Linked DNA regions of Homo sapiens: all the other regions are linked to region 1. A link is a loop called in an ENCODE intact Hi-C map of the cell type or tissue named here. Cell type or tissue: B cell. All regions are shown on one strand. Each heading gives the region's core, and the rest is flanking DNA. Links, peaks and the distances in the headings are about the cores only.

Region 1 (5,991 bases), core at 507-5,506:
AAGCTCCTTAAGTATATAAATTGATAAAATTACTTTGGAAGACTGGCAGTGTACGAGTTTTCTGTTGCTGCTGTAACAAATTATCATAAACTTTGTGGCTAAAACAGTACAAATTTATTATCTTACAGTTCTAGAGGTCCCATTGGGCTAAAATTAAAGTGTCAACAGGGTGTGTTCCTTCTGGAAAGGGGAAAATCCATTTGTTTGCCTTTTCCAACTTCTAGAGGTTACCCACATTCTTGCCTCATTGCCTCCTTCCTCCATCTTTAAAACTAGTAGGAATTGATCAGGCCCATCCAGTCTTTCTCACAGCTACTGTTCTCTGGTTCTTTATCTGATTCTACAATTTCTCTGATTCTCCTTCTCTTGCCTCCCTCTTCTCTATTTTTAAGGGTGCTTGTGATTAAGTTGGGCCCACCTGGACAATCCAGAATGCTCTCCCTATTTTAAGGCCACCTCTTGGCAAACTCTGTAAACTTAATTCTCTTTTGCCATGTAACCTAATATACTCATAGGTTCCAGGGATTAGGACAAGGATATTTTGGGGGACCCATTATTTTGCTTGCTGTAGTTAGCATCTACTAAAATTGAATACATGCATGCCTTATGAAGACGTAGTCCCACTTCTACATACATGTTAGAAGCAAATTTTTCAGTGCCACAAAATAAAAGAAAATAGCACTCGAATATAAATTTTCTCAGCAAGGCAAATTTACTCTTTCAGGAGGGTGCCCCTCGTAGGTCTGGTTGCCACGAGAGGACGCACAAACAAAGGAAAGCAGGGGGTTTTATTATCTCTAATGCAGCTTGTCCCTGTTACTGCGTCTTGCCTCCATTGGCTGGAGTTGGACCACACGATCTAAGCTGAACCTGGTTGGCTAACTTGAAAAGTGCAGGAATGCGGTTTTCAAGTGGGAAGGTGGGAAGATCAATTTTTCTGGGAAAGCTGTTACAGCAGGGAGGGGGTGATTTCTTGGCTGTCTTGCCTGAGCACAGCAGGATGGGAGGGGCTGATAGATTGGCAGGCAAGATTACTGTAGACAAAGAACAGAGAAATAAGACTTCAGGACAGACAGTACAAGGAAGTAAAGACCTCTTGGAGAAGAATACCTTGTTTGTAACAAAGTGAAACTCTTTGAAGAGGAACTGTCTAAACTACTTGTTTTTAACATATATAACAGAAATGTGTACATATTCTTTTTTAAATTTTTAAATTTTATTATTTTTTTGGAGACAGAGTTTCGCTCTTGTTGCCCAGGCTGGAGTGTAATGGCACGATCTTGGCTTACTGCAACCTCTGCCCCCTGGGTTCAAGTGATTCTCCTGCCTCAGCCTCCAGAGTAGCTGGTATTACAGGCATGCGCCACCACACCTGGCTTATTTTTTGTATTTTTAGTAGAGACAGGGTTTCTCCATGCTGGTCCGGCTGATTTCTCGAACTCCCGAACTCAGGTGATCTGCCCGCCTCAGCCTCCCAAAGTGCTGGGATTACAGACGTGAGCTACCTCGCCTGGCCAGAAATGTGTGCATATTCTATACAAAGACATTTACAATATTACTAACGGTGGCATTGTTCATTATTGCCGGAAACTGGAAACTACCCAAATGAACAATGGTGGCTTAAGTATGGCAATCAGATCCATTAGTTAAGCATTCGATCTCATTTGGGGTTGGACAGGGAGAGGTCAACTGGAGTGCTGAATTTTTCTGAGGCCAAACTAGAAAGTAACTCTAGGAGCTGGGCGTGGTGGCTCATGCCTGTTAATCCCAGCACTTTGGGAGGCCAAGGCGGGCAGATCACCTGAGGTCGGGAGTTGGAGACCAGCCTGACCAACATGGAGAAACCCCGTCTCTACTAAAAATACAAAATTAGCCAGGCGTGGTGGCGCATGCCTGTAAATCTCAGCAACCTGGGAAGCTGAGGCAGGAGAATCGCTTGAACCTGGGAGGCGGAGGTTGCCGTGAGCCGAGATCGTGCTATTGCACTCCAGCTGGGCAACAAGAGTGAAACTCTGTCTCAAAACAACAACAACAACAACAAAACAACAACAACAACTACTACTCTAGGACCAGGACTGGGAGATGGCAAATAGGGGAGAGCATGGAGTTCCACTAATAAAATGGTAATACACTAACAGTGGAGAAAGCAATGGGCTTGTAAGGAGAACTTGGTTCTTGTTGAACATCCGTCACTAATCAGTCTTGCAACCCTTGATCAAGTCTTGTCACCTCACTAAACTCGAATTTTCTTTATCTCAAAACTAGAAAGAAATCGTGGCCTGGATTTCTGAATTATGGGGTTTCAGGCAGCCACAAGTAGGCTGGCAGAAATGTTTTCTGGTCAAATAAAGGAGTCTGTTGCCCCAGAACAGGAGCCAGGGGCACAGCCAACAGTAAAATTCTGCTTGGGGCCCCATTCCTCAGCTGCAAGGTACTTGTCTTCAGGTGTGGCAGGCTGAGATCTGCCTCCTTGTTCCCGGCCTATCCCGCTGGGCCCCTCCCCTGCAAGTGTTCGCTTCCATACAGAGGGACCATTAGGGCCTGTACATCGTACTTCAGGTCCCCTCCTGTGGTCCAACATTCCCTAGGGGCAAGTGCAACTGTTTATGCGGAGACCACTTTTCCGTGCAGCCCAACTGAAGGTGCACGTTCCACCGCAACCTGGTGCTTACAACAGCTCGGGAGGCCGCGCTACCGCGCCTGCGCCCCTCTGAATATGGAAGCGCGCGCGAGGTCCTTAAGGGAAAAGGAAGTAAGGGCGGGGACGGAGGGAGACGACTTCAACGTAGGGAGTTGCTGCTGCTACACTGCCGGCCGGAGAGGACAAGGAAAACGTGGAGGAAGTCGGTGATGACTGGCTGAAGGGGATGATTGGCGGGTGAAAAGAGCCGGGCCAGAAAGCACCTTTGCATGTGGCTAGAAACCCGCCTGAAGAGGGGCTGAAACCCACGCCGGAACCCGCCCGATTCGAGCCAATCAGGGAGAGGAGCCGGGTGGGGGGGCGGACGGGGCGGCCTCGCGGGGGGTGGACGGGGCGGTCTGCGGGGAGGGGGGGCGGTCTGCGGGGAGGGGGACGGGGCGGCCTCGCGGGAGGGAGGACAGTTTCGCGGGTTCGGGCGGCGAGTCTCCCGGATGCTCCTCAGCTCTGGGGACGCGGTGCAGAAGTGTGAGGGCGCCCGGCTTCCAGGCAGTAATGGGCGGGTCCCTGCGCGGGAGCGTGGCGGGCGCTGGACTCTACAGCAGATGTGGAACTGGAGAGCTTGGCGCGCCTTCCGACTTTGTCACACACCTGCGCCGCCAGACTGGGGTCGGGCCCCTCCGCGTTCTGCTCTGGAGTGCCTGGGTCTGGGCCCAGCACCGCGCTTTTAGAATCTCCTCAGCTGAATCTGACGCTCAGCAGTGGGTGAAGCGCAGCCCCCTGTTTCAGGCCCTGCCGAGCTGGAAGGAGTGTCAGAGCTGGAGCGCGCGTGGCCCCCTCTGTGTTGGGGTCACCCCGGGGTTGCCAGGGCTCAGGGAGGGTCGTAGTCTGGATTTTGTCACCCGCACGTCCCCACCCCCCAGCAGGTCTGGGGTTGGAGAATCCACGCGGGCTTCATAAGCTAGATGCCAGTTAACTGTCGAGAGGGGACGCTCCCTCCTCGTAGGCGTCCACACTGGAGAAGGAATAAGATGGGCGATTGCCTGGGAAGCCTGACAGGGCGGCGGCAGCTGGGATGCTGGAGAGGACTGGCCCCTTGAGTTACTGAGTCCGATGAATGTGCTTGCTCTGCTGGAGGAACCGCGCTCAGGTTACAGTCATCCCAATATGGTTCTGAAGGTGCGTGGTTCAGGTCACTTAGGACTTGACCAGATACCGGGTTTCTTTTACAAGCCGTTTCTGACGGTGGCCTGTTTCAACTACTGGCAGAGCTCATGTAAAACAGACTTTTAAAAAAATTTGGGGGGCTTTTAGTATTTTTTTCTTATTCCTATATTCTGAGGATATTTTATAGTAGTCCCACATATGGAATTAGATAATCTCTTTTTTGTTTGATTAACAGTTTTATCAAGTATAATGTACATACCATAACGTTCACCCATTTTAATGGATTCAATGATTTTTAGCATATTTACAGAGTGGTGCAACCATCAGCATAATAGAATTAAGGAATCGTGATTTTTTTTTTCTGGTAATTGCTTTTACAGTTCTCAAAGTTTGCACAAGCGGATATTTTAGAGGTACAGTGTAATATAAGAGCTTCTGAAAATGTCCACTTAAGTTGTTTTATACCTGAGCAAGTGAAATTAAGAAGGGAATTGAAGCAAATATTCCTGGTAAGTTGTAGGGAGTGAAACTTTTGTGTCTTGTAATACCAAGTAGATATTGACCATTTCAACTGGTTTTTATGCTGAGGAAATGCATAAACCCCATTTTACAGATGATGAAATCGACTTTGAAGGATAAGTTGCCTACAGCTGCATACCTGTGCCTGGGCTAGGCCCCAAACCCAGATGCTTTATCTCTCAATTTGTTACCCTTGCTACCTCAACAGCTTGGTTTTCAACCATGGTACTGATGAGTGTGAACAGTACAAGCCATTCATTTACTGAGCAAATAATTATTGAGTGCCACTCTGTGCCAAGAACACTGCTATAGGTGCTAGAGATATTATTGAATCAGATACCGTAGTGAACTGTTCCTGCCCTCAGCTCATCTTCTGGTGGGGAGGACAATGATCAAGTAAAGAAATATATAGTTTTAGAGATTCATCTATTTTTTTAATAGGTAAATTAAAAGGGCAAGGAATGGCAGTGGGAGGCAGAATCTGATGAGAAAAATCTGAATGAAGAGAGGAAGTTAGGATATAAGAAAGAAAGCAAGGGTTTGATTTGAGCAAGCGCAAAAATAGAGTTGTGATTTACTGAATTGAAATAAGGTGATACTGGAAGGACCAGGTTTTGGGGGTACAATCATAAGTTTGGCTTTAAATGTTTTTAAATACCTTGCCTCTTAGACATCCAAGTGGAGATATGGCATTTAAATTCATGAGATTGGATGAGATCCCACCAAAGGAACAGGTTTAGGTGGAGACAACCAAATACCGATGCCTAGGACACTGCAGTGTTTAGAATTCAAGGAGATGAGAAGGAAACAGGAGGGAAGATTGAAAAGAAGAGTCCAGTGTGTTATGAGGAAAACCCCAAGAGCATGCTGCCTTACAAGACAGGTGAAAAATGTGTTCTGTGAAAGAAAGAGTAATTAACTGTTAAATGTTACAGACTGATCAAATAAAATGAAGACTGAGAATGGCCTGTTTGTAAGGTAATAAAAATACATAAAATCTTATGATAGAAATATTTATACATAAAGTTAGTAAGGAAACAGTGTTTACTCCTTTTTGTAGAAGTGTAAATTTTTACAACCATTTTGAAGGGCAGTTTGATATTATCTACAACTTAAAATTGTGCTTCCATTGATAATTTCACCTGTGGAAGTTTATCCTACAAAAATATTAATATGTGCACACAAATATGTGTAAAAGTGTTTATCACAGCTTGTACACATATATATTTATAAATGTGTTGTCCAGGAACAGTGGCTTATGCCTGTAATCCCAGCACTCTGGGAGGCCGAGGTGGATGGATCACCTGAGGTCAGGAGTTCGAGCCCAGCCTGGCCAACATGGCGAAACCCCGTCTCTATTAAAAATACACACACACACACACACACACACACACACACACACACACACACACACACAAATTAGCTGGGCGTGGTGGCGGACGCCTGTAATCCCAGCTACTTGGAAGGCTGAGGCAGGAGAATCACTTGAACCCGGGAGGTGGAGGTTGCAGTAAGCCGAGATCACGCCACTGTACTTCTAGCCTGGGTTACAGAGTGAGACTTCATCTCAAAAAAAAAAAAAAAAAAAAAAAAGGTGTTTATCACAGCATTGTTTACATTTGTAAAAAGGTACAAGTTTTCATCAAGATGGATGCAGTTGTTAAAGG
Region 2 (5,991 bases), core at 661-5,660, 100 kb after region 1:
TTTTTTTTTTTAAACTATACTTCTTCCGTTTCATCAAAAGTAATTTAATTTTGTTTTACAGTGAATCCTAACTGATGTTTTTACTTTTGGGGGATGGAGAGGGTGCTATATTTTTGTGGTTTTCTGTGCCTGACTGGGCAGAGCTTTGGATCTTGTCCCTTGCCCCATGCTGCCCAGGGCCTGCCACTTAGCAAGTACTCTGTAGATATGTATTTGATGAGCAAGGGCCTGAGCATGGATGTCTGAGGTGCAGGCACGCACTGCTGACTGGAGAGCCAGGCAGCAGCATGGGTATTCTTCAGCACAGTTCTTTTCTGGGAGGGTATTTCTTTTCTATGTGATCAATGAGAACAGGAGTCTCCAGGATAATTTTATGTAAGTCAGTCTTTTTGTATATACACTGCCCCCCTACCCCACCATATGTAAAATGGATTTCGCATATGCCTTTCCACAACTGCAGTGCCTCACCTCCCCAAACCGCTGTGGCTGATGGACTCTGGGCCCCAGGTGGAGCTGTGCTGCCCCTACAGCCTGCAGAAGGCCCAGGGTCTGGCCTTGGCAATGACTGTGGTTCGTGAAGTGGGTAACACAATGACACATACGTGTTCTCTGAGGGGAAACTTCGTTGCACACAGCCCAGGGAATTTATGTTATTGTAACTTTGGTTCTGAGGCGTTCTTTTATTATTATTATTACTATTATTTTTAGTAACAGCTTTATTGTGATATAATTCATTTACCATATAATTTATCCATATTAAGTATACAGTTCAATGTTTTTAGTTTATTCACGGTATGTGGTGCAACCATCACCACCATCAATTTTAGAACATTTTCATCACCTGAAAAGAAACCCCATGCTTCTTAGCCATCATTTCCCACTCCCTATCCCACCCACAGCCCTAGGCAACCACTAATTTGCTTTTCTGACTCTATGGATTTGCCTATTCTAGACATTTTATTATAAATGGAATCATACAACATGTGGTCCTTTGTGTCTGGCTTATTTTGCTTAGCCTGATGTTTTCAAGGTTCATCTGTATCAGTACCTCATTCCTTTTCGTAGCTGAATACTATTCCACTGTATGGATAGACCACATTTTGTTGAGCCATTCGTCAGTTAGTGGACATTCCACTTTTAGGCTGAGTTATGCTGCTATGAACATTTGTTTATAATCTGAGGATTTGTTTTTATATTTTCAATCTTTGTCACTTTGAACTGAGACATGTACAGGCACACAATTTTGGCTCCTTTTGGAATTCCCAGACATAGTATTGCTTGATGGCAGCGGAAGTCCATGGAGCACATGTCATGCAGCTGAACACACTACGGGGTAGTTAAAAGGAAGTACTTGTTTATGCAGATGGGGTTAATTTTAGGGAAAGTAAGCTTGAAATAATTTTCTCTGTACTTTTGATAATTTTCTGTGTGTACCTAAAACATACATTAGCATGCATATTTACCATTTCAAATATGATGTGTGTTTGGCTAAAAAAAATAAGGGTCTGGCCGGGCACAGTGGCTCACGCTTGTAATCCCAGCACTTTGGGAGGCTGAGGCAGGCGGATTGCGAGGTCAGGAGTTTGAGACCAGCCTGGCCAGCATGGTGAAACACTGTCTCTACTGAAAATACAAAAAATTTGCTGGGCATGGTGGCGCATGCCTGTAATCCCAGCTACTAAGGAGGCTGAGGCAGGAGAATTGCTTGAAACCGGGAGGCGGAGGTTGCAGTGAGCTGAGATTGTACCACTGCACTCCAGGCTGGGTGACAGAGTGAGACTCTGTCTCAAGAAAAGAAAAAAAAAAAAAGGTCTGTGCCCTCAAAGCACTCATGTCCAGTCTTGCTGAGGGCAGAAGGGTGGCTGTGGGGTGTGTGTGGGGACAAGGCAGACATCCAGCATGTGGGGCAACATGGTGTCTCTGCTGAGGATGAACAGGGCACTGTCAGAGTATCAGGGGACACCTCAGACCAGACTTAGGGTGGGATGGTAGGGAGGTTGGGGGAAGCTTCCAGAAGGAATTTCTGACCAGGTTGGAATCTACAGGAGGAATGGGTATAAATGAGCAAAAGAATCAGGGTAGAGAAAGAGGAAGGAGAGAGTTTCCAAGCAGCAAGTTGAGCATGTTCGGAGCACCACACATTCAGGGAGTTGAGAGGGGGACTCAAGGCGAGGTGTGGTGGGAACTGCAGATGAGAGAAGCGGGGAGGGCCCTGGTACCTCTGATAGCTGCACCAGGTGGTTTGGACTCTATCCTATGAGCTGGGAAGTCATTAAACGGAGCCCCATGAGCAGATCTGCTTTTTGGCCTCTCAGAAGGGGACACACGGGGCCAAGGGTGGGGTCTTGTTTCCCCTGCGGTGGGAGGGCAAGTCATCTCTGGGGCGACAGTGGGAGGTTTGAGGCTGTGGGGGGATTCTGGAAGAACCAATGTGGAGAACAAAGTGAGCACAGGGATTGGAGAAGCAGCTTCAGGGCTATTGAAAAGATGAATATTTTAAATTCGTATCATCAGACATTATGGAGGTCCCTAGGGATGTGGCAAAGCACTACACTTACGTAATTGTGCTTCAGAATGTCCCTTGCCTTACCTGAGTTAAACTTAGTTGAATTGAGCTGCCTTAATTGAACTGAAAGTGCCAATAAAAATAGAGAACAAAAACTGCCAAAACAAATTCTGTGGTTGCTGGAGCACCAGCCATCATCAGTCTCATGACAGCCAAGACTCAGCAGCTCCCTGGTTGATTTCACATATTTATTCTTGCTTTGAAATGGAAAGCCTGGAAGAGAAGCTAATTATTAAAGGGAATCAAGGAGTCAGGCAGGGGTCGGGGGGAGGAGATTTATCTGAGCTGTTACTTTGCTGCCATTGGGATGCCACAGTATCTCAATCCTAGAGTTGGAGGGGAGTTAAACACAGGGCAGGGCAGGATGGGGGAGGCAGCCTACCCAGGACGTGGCTGTGGGGACCTAAGCAGATGTGTTCCTGCATGCGTTGCTCAGTGAGGAACTGAGGCTCAGAGAGCTCCAGATGGTGGCTAGAAAGTAGGTCTGTCTGACTCCAAATCAGTGGTCTTCCTGCCCCAGCCAGGTGCCACTCAAGCGAGATGCAGAGGTGGTAGCAGGGGCCCTGCCATGGCTGGCTGCGGCACGTGGTACACACAAGGAGGTGGCAGAGGAGGCTTCATCACATTGGCCATTCCTTTGTTTATTAAACTCCCTTTAGATGGGGAGCCCTCCGTGGGGCTAAAAGTAGAATTAATCTCACTTTCTGACCATCTCTGTATCTGTTGCTGCAGATGAGAAACACCACGTAATGATTTCGGGAGACTAGATATACTCGCCACGGCAAGGCCACAATTATGGGCCTGGTGGACACTTCAGGTGGCAATTTAGTCTGTCTGCATTAGGCCAGGCTTCTCTTCTAGCTCTGTGACGGGGCTGGCTCTCAGGGAAGATCCCCTGGGGGAGGTAAGACCATGCTTATAAGCTCCTGCCACACATGCAGCTGTCAAAGCAACCCAGATCACCTCGGAGCAGGCGCACGGAACAGCTGAGCACACGACTTCTGCTCCTTTGCTCAGAGCAATGACTTCTGGCTTTTATTCTTTGTCCAGGTATGTACCCTCTGGTCACAGCGACCCAGGATGCTGACAGCAGCCGGAAGCTGGCTCACTTGCTGAACGCCGTGACCGATGCTTTGGTTTGGGTGATTGCCAAGAGCGGCATCTCCTCCCAGCAGCAATCCATGCGCCTGGCTAACCTCCTGATGCTCCTGTCCCACGTCAGGCATGCGAGGTACGCGCCCTAAGGAGCTGCTCTGCTTGGGCTTGGGATGGGATTATGTGCTCCACGGAGGGTGAAGTGATTTGGGAAAAGTGTCTGCAAGTTAAGGAAAATGAATGCCTGAAAGGGAATGGGGAATTTGTCAGTTCACACACCTGTAAGCAAAGATGGGCACAGAGTGGGCATGGAAGGAATGTCATGTGGTATCTTACAGGCTCTGCATGGCAGCCAGTGGTGGCTCATGGGTTTTTCAATTGCTGGGGTTTATAGCCTGTTTATGGAGTCCTAAAAGGGGCAGTTCCTCCCCTAACACGAACTGCCACCCCTGTTTACACCACCCAGGGCTGAGGCCCTGAGGCCACTTTTTGTGGAGAGGCTAAGACCCGCTCCCCTAGATGGCCCCTCGAGCTGGTGATGCGAAGAAGTGCACAAATGCTTCCCTAAGAGTTGTTCTTTCGGTGGCATCAGGAAATTAAGGATAAGACTTAAGAGAAGTGGTGGACCCAGCAGATTTAGGAAGGCAGGGCTGTAGGTAGGGCATGTTTCTGATCAGGAAACGTAATTGTGTGTGCTGATGAAGAGGGTGTGCAGTGGTGGCTACTGTTGGTACAATGATGCTCAGTGCTTGGTGTCACCCACGATGAGGGTAGCCTTGCCCTGGAGCTGGAGGAGGGGAGGGGAGGGTGGAAGGTAATTAACTGGTCACTGAGGAGGCAAGTCTAGAGGCTGTGGAGAAGGACAATATACACCTCGAGAATCTTAAGTGAGATGAAGACCTCTGCCTTTCCCCTTTAATGATTGCTCAGCACATAGCCATTTGCAGAACAGATCCTGTGTTTGTAGATTCCTTCATTGTGAATTTATCTGCTTGCTAAAATTTATTTGTAACCCCAAAATCAATATTTGTGGTGTTTTTGAGGTCATGAACAGAGTGGCAGAAATTTTGAGTTGCCCTTTATGTACAGTCCCAGCTGAGATGGAACAAGCAGCTGCTCTCATACTGTCAACAAGTGTCCTTTACTTGGTCTACTTAGTGCCATGGTTTTACATTTTTGTGCTTTTGGTGACTTCACTGTTTAAAATGCCCCCCTGGTGTGGTGCTGAAGACCTGTCTAGTGTTCCTCGGTGTGAAAAAGCTGTGATGTGCCTTATGGAGAAAGTATGTGTTAAGCTTTGCTCGGGTGTGAGTTATAGTGCTGCTGGCCATGAGTTCAATGTTAATGAGTCAATGGTATTTATCACATAAGGCATCTTTAGAAAGAAACACACATAAAACAAGGTTTTGTATTGATCAGCTGATGAAGATGTGGCCAGAGGCTTGCAGGAACCTAACCCTGTATTTCCCCTATGAGTGAGGATTCAGTGTTCACAGTGACTTTACGGAACATAATTACCGCAAACAATGAGGATTGATTGTCCTATGTGTCAGGCCATTGTAGGTGTGTGGTGGGACACAGAGGCTGACAAGACATCGTCCTTGCCCTTGAGCCTAAATTATCAGGGGGAGCTGGATGCACGAGCCATGGATAAATGGGCTGGGGGAAGAGTGGGTTTAGGGGTGGGGTAGACTGGCTCTGAGCAAAGAGAGCCGGGGAAGGCTTCGGGGTTCCTGTGGCTGCCTCGGAGGAGGGAATCTCAGCACCTTTTTGTCCCCATAGTAACAAGGGCATGGAACATCTGCTCAACATGAAGTGCAAAAATGTGGTCCCAGTGTATGACCTGCTGCTGGAGATGCTGAATGCCCACGTGCTTCGCGGGTGCAAGTCCTCCATCACGGGGTCCGAGTGCAGCCCGGCAGAGGACAGTAAAAGCAAAGAGGGCTCCCAGAACCCACAGTCTCAGTGACGCCTGGCCCTGAGGTGAACTGGCCCACAGAGGTCACAGGCTGAAGCGTGAACTCCAGTGTGTCAGGAGCCTGGGCTTCATCTTTCTGCTGTGTGGTCCCTCATTTGGTGATGGCAGGCTTGGTCATGTACCATCCTTCCCTCCACCTTCCCAACTCTCAGGAGTCGGTGTGAGGAAGCCATAGTTTCCCTTGTTAGCAGAGGGCACATTTGAATGCAGCGTTTCCACACTCAATGGCCTCATAGGATCTCAGTGTGGTCTTTCTTACTTTCCTTCTTCCTTCCTCCCCTTTGTGAAACATCTTAAAGGTTTTGGAATGAATGGTGGAAATCTGACTTGGAAGGGCTGCGAATCAGAAAGG
Region 3 (5,823 bases), core at 1-5,000, 200 kb before region 1:
GCTCCTGAACCGCCGCCGCCGCTGCCGCCGCCAGGACCACCTTGGTAAAGTTTGCTGATGATGGGGTTGCAAACTCTTTCGAGCTCTTTCTGCTTGTGTTCATACTCATCTTTCTCTGCCATCTGGTTTCGGTCGAGCCAGTTGATCACCTCCTGACACTTGTCGAGGATCTTGTTTTTGTCCTGCTCGCTAATCTTGCCCCTCAGTTTCTCGTCTTCCACCGTCTGCTTGATGTTGTAGGTATAGGACTCCAGGGCGTTTTTGGCCGCGACTCGGTCGCGATTCGCCTCATCTTCCGATTTGTACCGCTCCGCCTCCTGCACCATCCGGTCAATGTCGTCCTTGCTCAGACGACCTTTGTCATTGGTGATGGTGATTTTGTTTTCCTTACCGGTGCTCTTGTCGGCGGCGGTAACGTTAAGGATGCCATTGGCGTCAATGTCGAAGGTAACCTCGATTTGGGGGACCCCGCGAGGCGCAGGGGGAATCCCGGTCAGGTCGAACTTGCCCAGCAGGTTATTGTCCTTGGTCATGGCCCGTTCGCCCTCGTATACCTGCACCAGTACGCTGCTCTGGTTGTCCGAGTAGGTGGTGAAGGTCTGCGTCTGCTTGGTGGGGATCGTGGTGTTCCTCTTGATGAGTGGGGTCATGACACCGCCAGCTGTCTCGATGCCCAGCGACAACGGGGTCACGTCGAGTAGCAGCAGGTCCTGCACATTCTCTGATTTGTCGCCGATGAGGATGGCCGCCTGCACCGCGGCGCCATAGGCCACCGCCTCGTCGGGGTTGATGCTCTTGTTCAGCTCCTTGCCGTTGAAGAAATCCTGCAGCAGCTTCTGGATCTTGGGGATACGAGTGGAGCCGCCCACCAGCACGATCTCCTGGATCTGGCCCTTGTCCAGCTTGGCGTCGCGCAGCGCCTTCTCCACCGGCTCCAGGGTCCCGCGAAAGAGGTCGGCATTGAGCTCCTCGAAGCGGGCGCGCGTGATGGACGTATAGAAGTCCACGCCCTCGTAGAGCGAGTCGATCTCGATGCTCGCCTGCGTGGACGAGCTCAGGGTGCGCTTGGCGCGCTCGCAAGCGGTGCGCAGCCGCCTCACGGCGCGCTTGTTGGGCCCAATGTCCTTCTTGTGCTTGCGCTTGAACTCCTCCGCCAGGTGGCTCACCATGCGGTTGTCGAAGTCCTCACCGCCCAGGTGGGTGTCGCCGGCCGTGGACTTCACCTCGAAGATGCCATCCTCGATGGTCAGGATGGACACGTCGAAAGTGCCACCGCCCAGGTCAAAGATGAGCACGTTCTTCTCGCCGCCCGCGCAGCCCTTCTTGTCCAGGCCGTAGGCGATGGCCGCCGCCGTGGGCTCGTTGATGATGCGCAGCACATTGAGCCCCGTGATGGTGCCTGCGTCCTTGGTGGCCTGGCGCTGCGAGTCGTTGAAATAGGCCGGGACCGTTATGACCGCGCTGTGCACCTTGCCCCCCAGGTAGGCTTCCGCGATCTCCTTCATCTTCGTGAGGACCATGGAGGATATCTCCTCTGGGAAGAAGGTCTTGGTCTCCCCCTTGTACTCTACTTGCACTTTGGGCTTGCCTCCCTCGCTCACCACCCGGAACGGCCAGTGTTTCATATCCGACTGCACTGTGGCATCCTCGAATTTCCGTCCAATCAGCCTCTTGGCGTCGAAGATGGTGTTGGTGGGGTTCATGGCCACCTGGTTCTTGGCGGCGTCGCCGATGAGGCGCTCGGTGTCCGTGAAGGCCACGTAGCTGGGGGTGGTGCGATTGCCCTGGTCGTTGGCGATGATCTCCACCTTGCCATGTTGGAAGACCCCGACGCACGAATAGGTGGTGCCCAGGTCGATGCCGATAGCCGGGCCACGGGCAGACATCCTGACTGAAAGGCGAGCGACGTTAGGACGGGAAAACCAGGGAGATGAACTCCGCGGAGTCAACTAACGGCCACCTCGAACCAAGCACCACGGGCACTACCAGCAACTCAGCTCCCCGCGCCCAGTTCCCGGTTCTTATAGCCGCCTCTGGGAACTCCCAGACCCAATCCGCTCCCGGGACCGCCCTCACAAACTCTTCCAGCTCCACCACAGGCTTGCCTAGGTCGGAGTGACTGGCCCGTGACCCAACAGATTTCAAGTTGGACGAGGGGCGGGACTCCGGCCCCCGCCAGGAGACAGAGGGGCGGCCGTTATGTAAATGAGGTTCCTCCCTGACTCTCGGCCGCCAGGCCGTGGTGCCTCGCGCGCCTCCTGCTGCTGGCTGGCGTTAGGCGCGCGCTCCCAGAGCCAGGTGTACGCGCTTTTTCGCGGTCTTTGCCCTAGCCGACGTGCATCGGATTGGCAGGGCACGCGGCCAATGAGCAGTGCGGACTGAGGCGCGGCACGGGGAGGAGGCGTGGAAGGGGATCCCGGTGAGGAGAGCCACTGGGAGAGTTCGCTCAATTCCTGAGGTTTTAAATGCAGTTCACTGCTAGGGTGCCGACTCACTGAGCACGCAGGGGCGGAGGAATTCATTCTGAGTTGGTTGCACCGAAGAAATAAAGCTCGAGCAGCTTGTTTTCCCCGGCGCCGTCCAAGGGGAGGGAATAGGGAATTGGGGTGGCTGGGGTGGGGGGTGAGGGCGGATCCCTTGGACGGGGATTAAAGAAAAGAAAAAGTCTGAACCGGCGGTCGGCCTCCTGGGATTTTATGGTGGGTGCTTCACTGCGTCTCAGTGGTTGTGAGCGCTCGATTAAAACTGCCTGGCTGGGGCCGGGCGCAGTGGCTAACGCCTGTAATCCCAGCACTTGGGAGGCCGAGGCGGCCGGATCACGACGTTAAGACATCGAGACCATCCTGGCCAACATGGTGAAAGCCCGTCTCTACTAAAGATACAAAAATTAGCTGGGCGTGGTGGCGCGTGCCTGTAGTCTCAGCTACTCGGGAGGCTGAGGCAGGAGAATCGCTTGAACCCGGGAGGTGGAGGTTGCAGTGAGCCGAGATCACGCCACTACACTCCAGCCTGGGCGACTGAGCGAGACTCCGTCTCAAAAAAAACAAAAAAAAACCCCACTGCCTGGCGGGCGGAGAGAACCTGAGCCCAGGGCGAGGCCGACCGTTTTCCCGCGCCGCGTGAGGGCGGCTGGCGGGACGGCAGACAGGGGTGTGGCGGCGACTTGTCCTCCGAGGAGCCTGCATTTAAACCCTTCCTGCCTCACTCTTCCTTTTTCCTGTTTGTCCTGCCGCTTTAAACTCTGGTTTCGCCTTCCTGTTCATTCCATTGCTTATTTTAGGTCGCAAGTGCTTTATCCACTGCTTTGAGTTTTTGACTGGAAAACCCATAATATAATCAGTCAAAACCCACACGTTGAAACACCATAAAGTCACCCAGTCTCGGTCACCCTGGCACACACGGGGTTGTGATCGTGACCTAGTCATGTTTCTGACTCCGCTCAATGGAATGGAATGATTTTCTTTGGCTGTGCTGAGGTTAATATTGGAGGCATAAACCCTCCGAGAAGGTAGATGAAAAGGAGCGCGATTCACTTCCTCCTGTTTAACAGGAATGTGAGGACAGGTCTGGAAAATACCCTGGCACCAGGTAATAATCTTTAGAAGCAGGCTCCCATATAAATGGGCTCCTGGACGGGTGTGGAGGCTCATGCCTGTAGTTTCAGCACTTTGAAAGGCCGCGGTAGGTGGATCACTTGCTGTCAGAAGTTCGAGGCCAGCCTGGCCAACATGGTGAAACCCCGTCTCTACTAAAAATACAAAAATTAGCCGGGCGTGGTGGCGCGCGCCTGTAGTCCCAGCTACTCGAGAGGCAGAGGTTGCAGTCAGTCGAGATTGCGACACTGCACTCCAGCCTGGGCGACAGAACGAGACTCCGTCTCAAAAAAATAAAATAAATGGTCTCCAGGAGGAAGCAAAGACAGCGATCACTTTACATAATATGTGTGGGGAGGCTGGGGAAGTCCTTCCATCAAGCTTGAACAGGTACCTACTACGTGGCAGTAAAAAGCCAAATGAAATGGCCTGGTCTTCAGAGGTGGAGAGTCTAATAAACAGGTAAACATAATTTGGGAGAAGCGCTGAAAGCAAAGCGCCATGGGAACACAGAGGGGCACACCCAGGCTGATGGAAAAGTGCGTTGCTGAGAGCTACCTGGAAGAGGTGGCATGCCTAATCCGGGAGCTGAAGTTCGCCAGCAAAGAGTAGGAAAGCCATTCTTTACATAGGTTGTGTATGGGCGAAGATGAGAGCAATGTTTGCTGGACTAGGATTTCTGTACAGAAGATTAGTGTCACTAGAAGGGAGGGATACAGGCAAGCAATAGGCTCTTCAGGTGGATAGGATACATCTCAGAGCTTTTTGAGCCATGGTCTTTTTCCTGAGGCTTTGGGCTGGGAGCACCGTCCTTTAAAGCAGGCTAGTGATGTGCAGCCATGTAAAAGCTGTATGAAATGGCGCTGGAGAAAAGCTTTTGTCAACCCAGAAGTTATCTGTGACCAAAAAGTAATGTTGAGAGAATTCTATAAAGTCAATGAACATTTAAGATTATTTTATCTAGTGGTGTATATCATTTCCAGTTTTTAAGAACATAATTGGTTATTAATCGGTTAATGTCATCAGTTAGTACTAATTTTAACCATAATTCCTATCCTCTTTTCCATGAATTTGAAAAAATTTTGAAAAAGGGGACGTTTTAAAGAAAATATTAGAAAGGCTGGACGCGGTGGCTCATGCCTGTAATCCCAGCACTTTGGGAGGCCGAGGCGCGTGGATCACGAGGTCAGAAGTTCAAGACCAGCCTGGCCAAGATGGTGAAACCCTGTCTCTACTAAAAATACAAAAATTAGCCGGGCCTGGTGGTGGGCGCCTGTAATCCCAGCTACTTGGGAGGCTGAGGCAGAGGATTGCTTGAATCCGGGAGGCAGAGGTTGCAGTGAGCTGAGATCACGCCACTGCACTCCAGCCTGGGCGACAGAGCAAGACTCTGTCTAAAAAAAAAAAGAAAAAGAAAAGAAAATATTAGGAAAACAAGGATAAAACCCAGACTTTTCTAATTGAAACTGTCATAAATTGTGAGTACAGATCTCTTGATTTTATTCTTGGAAATTCTTGTCTTTTGTGTAGTTTGGGGGTGGGGGGTATTTGTTTGGTTTTTTTTGAGACAGAGTCTTGTTCTGTCGCCAGGCTGGAGTGCAGTGGCTCACTGCAACCTCTGCCTCCTTGGTCCAAGAGATTGTCGTGCCTCAGCCTTCCAGATAGCTGGGTTACTTATGTGCACCAGCACGTCCATCTAATTTTTATATTTTTGGTAGAGACAGGGTTTCACCATGTTTGCCAGGCTGTTCTCGAACCCCTGACTTCAAATTGTCTGCCCATCTTGGCCTCCCAACGTGCTGGGATTACAGGCCTGAGTTTTTCTTCTCTCTTTTCTTTTCTTTCTCTTTCTTTCTTTCTTTCCTTCTTTTTCTTTCTTTCTTTCTTTTCTTTTCTTTGTTTTTTTAGAAAAGGGAATTAGTGGGCTGGAAGCAATGCATATTCTTTGTAGAACTGATGATATATGACTTAGAGATACAGTCTCAGCTACAACTGAAACAAAGAATGTGAGAAACACAAATTCTTTAAATCTCTTGCATTCAGTCAGCCCTCAACACACCTCAAGCAAACCAAGATTGCAAAAGAGCAAGCAGGCCAGAGTTCTCACATAGAATCACTAAAATTAGAGCTTCAGAGGAATAGTTTCTTTTGCACAATAACTGTGCTACCTCTGTGCCCAGATATTACAAACACATCTTGCAATCTGACCACCACATTCATCTTTAACACA

What was found. Peaks named below come from ENCODE experiments on the same cell type or tissue, not always from the same donor. Only the 100,000 strongest peaks of a DNase experiment are listed, where the experiment ranks them.
Region 2: it touches region 1 in a loop (8-fold over the local background); 2 of 110 quality-filtered maps call a loop at or near these places.
Region 3: it touches region 1 in a loop (9-fold over the local background); 6 of 110 quality-filtered maps call a loop at or near these places.

Annotation. Positions count from the first base shown.
Region 1 is chr14:64,335,724-64,341,714 of GRCh38, reverse strand. It overlaps a transcript of ESR2 not described here. Among named protein-coding and RNA genes, the nearest start is that of ESR2, 44 kb to the right of the region's middle. RefSeq lists enhancers at 2,378-2,437, 2,508-2,557, 2,057-2,739, 2,798-2,847 and a silencer at 3,008-3,137. In B cell, for the core only: no CTCF peak of the experiment used is centred there; DNase peaks (open chromatin) are centred at 2,844 and 3,244; H3K4me3 peaks cover 1,769 bases; H3K27ac peaks cover 1,512 bases.
Region 2 is chr14:64,232,776-64,238,766 of GRCh38, reverse strand. It overlaps ESR2 (estrogen receptor 2), which reads left to right. Exons shown (of 9, transcript NM_001437.3): 8 at 3,617-3,797; 9 at 5,444-5,991. The coding sequence ends at 5,630. LOC124903328 (a long non-coding RNA gene) reads right to left here. Exons shown (of 2, transcript XR_007064205.1): 2 at 3,580-3,905. Among named protein-coding and RNA genes, the nearest start is that of ESR2, 59 kb to the left of the region's middle. RefSeq lists enhancers at 2,654-2,923, 3,564-3,623. In B cell, for the core only: no CTCF peak of the experiment used is centred there; DNase peaks (open chromatin) are centred at 2,636 and 2,796; H3K4me3 peaks cover 1,831 bases; H3K27ac peaks cover 3,030 bases.
Region 3 is chr14:64,536,913-64,542,735 of GRCh38, reverse strand. HSPA2 (heat shock protein family A (Hsp70) member 2) reads right to left here and starts at 1,995. Exons shown (of 1, transcript NM_021979.4): 1 at 1-1,995. The coding sequence starts at 1,886. HSPA2-AS1 (HSPA2 and ZBTB1 antisense RNA 1) reads left to right here and starts at 2,368. Exons shown (of 4, transcript NR_110550.1): 1 at 2,368-2,419. RefSeq lists an enhancer at 1,851-1,960 and a silencer at 2,131-2,220. In B cell, for the core only: CTCF peaks have their summits at 2,058 and 2,260; DNase peaks (open chromatin) are centred at 1,035, 1,205, 2,215 and 3,185; H3K4me3 peaks cover 3,429 bases; H3K27ac peaks cover 514 bases; H3K27me3 peaks cover 1,888 bases.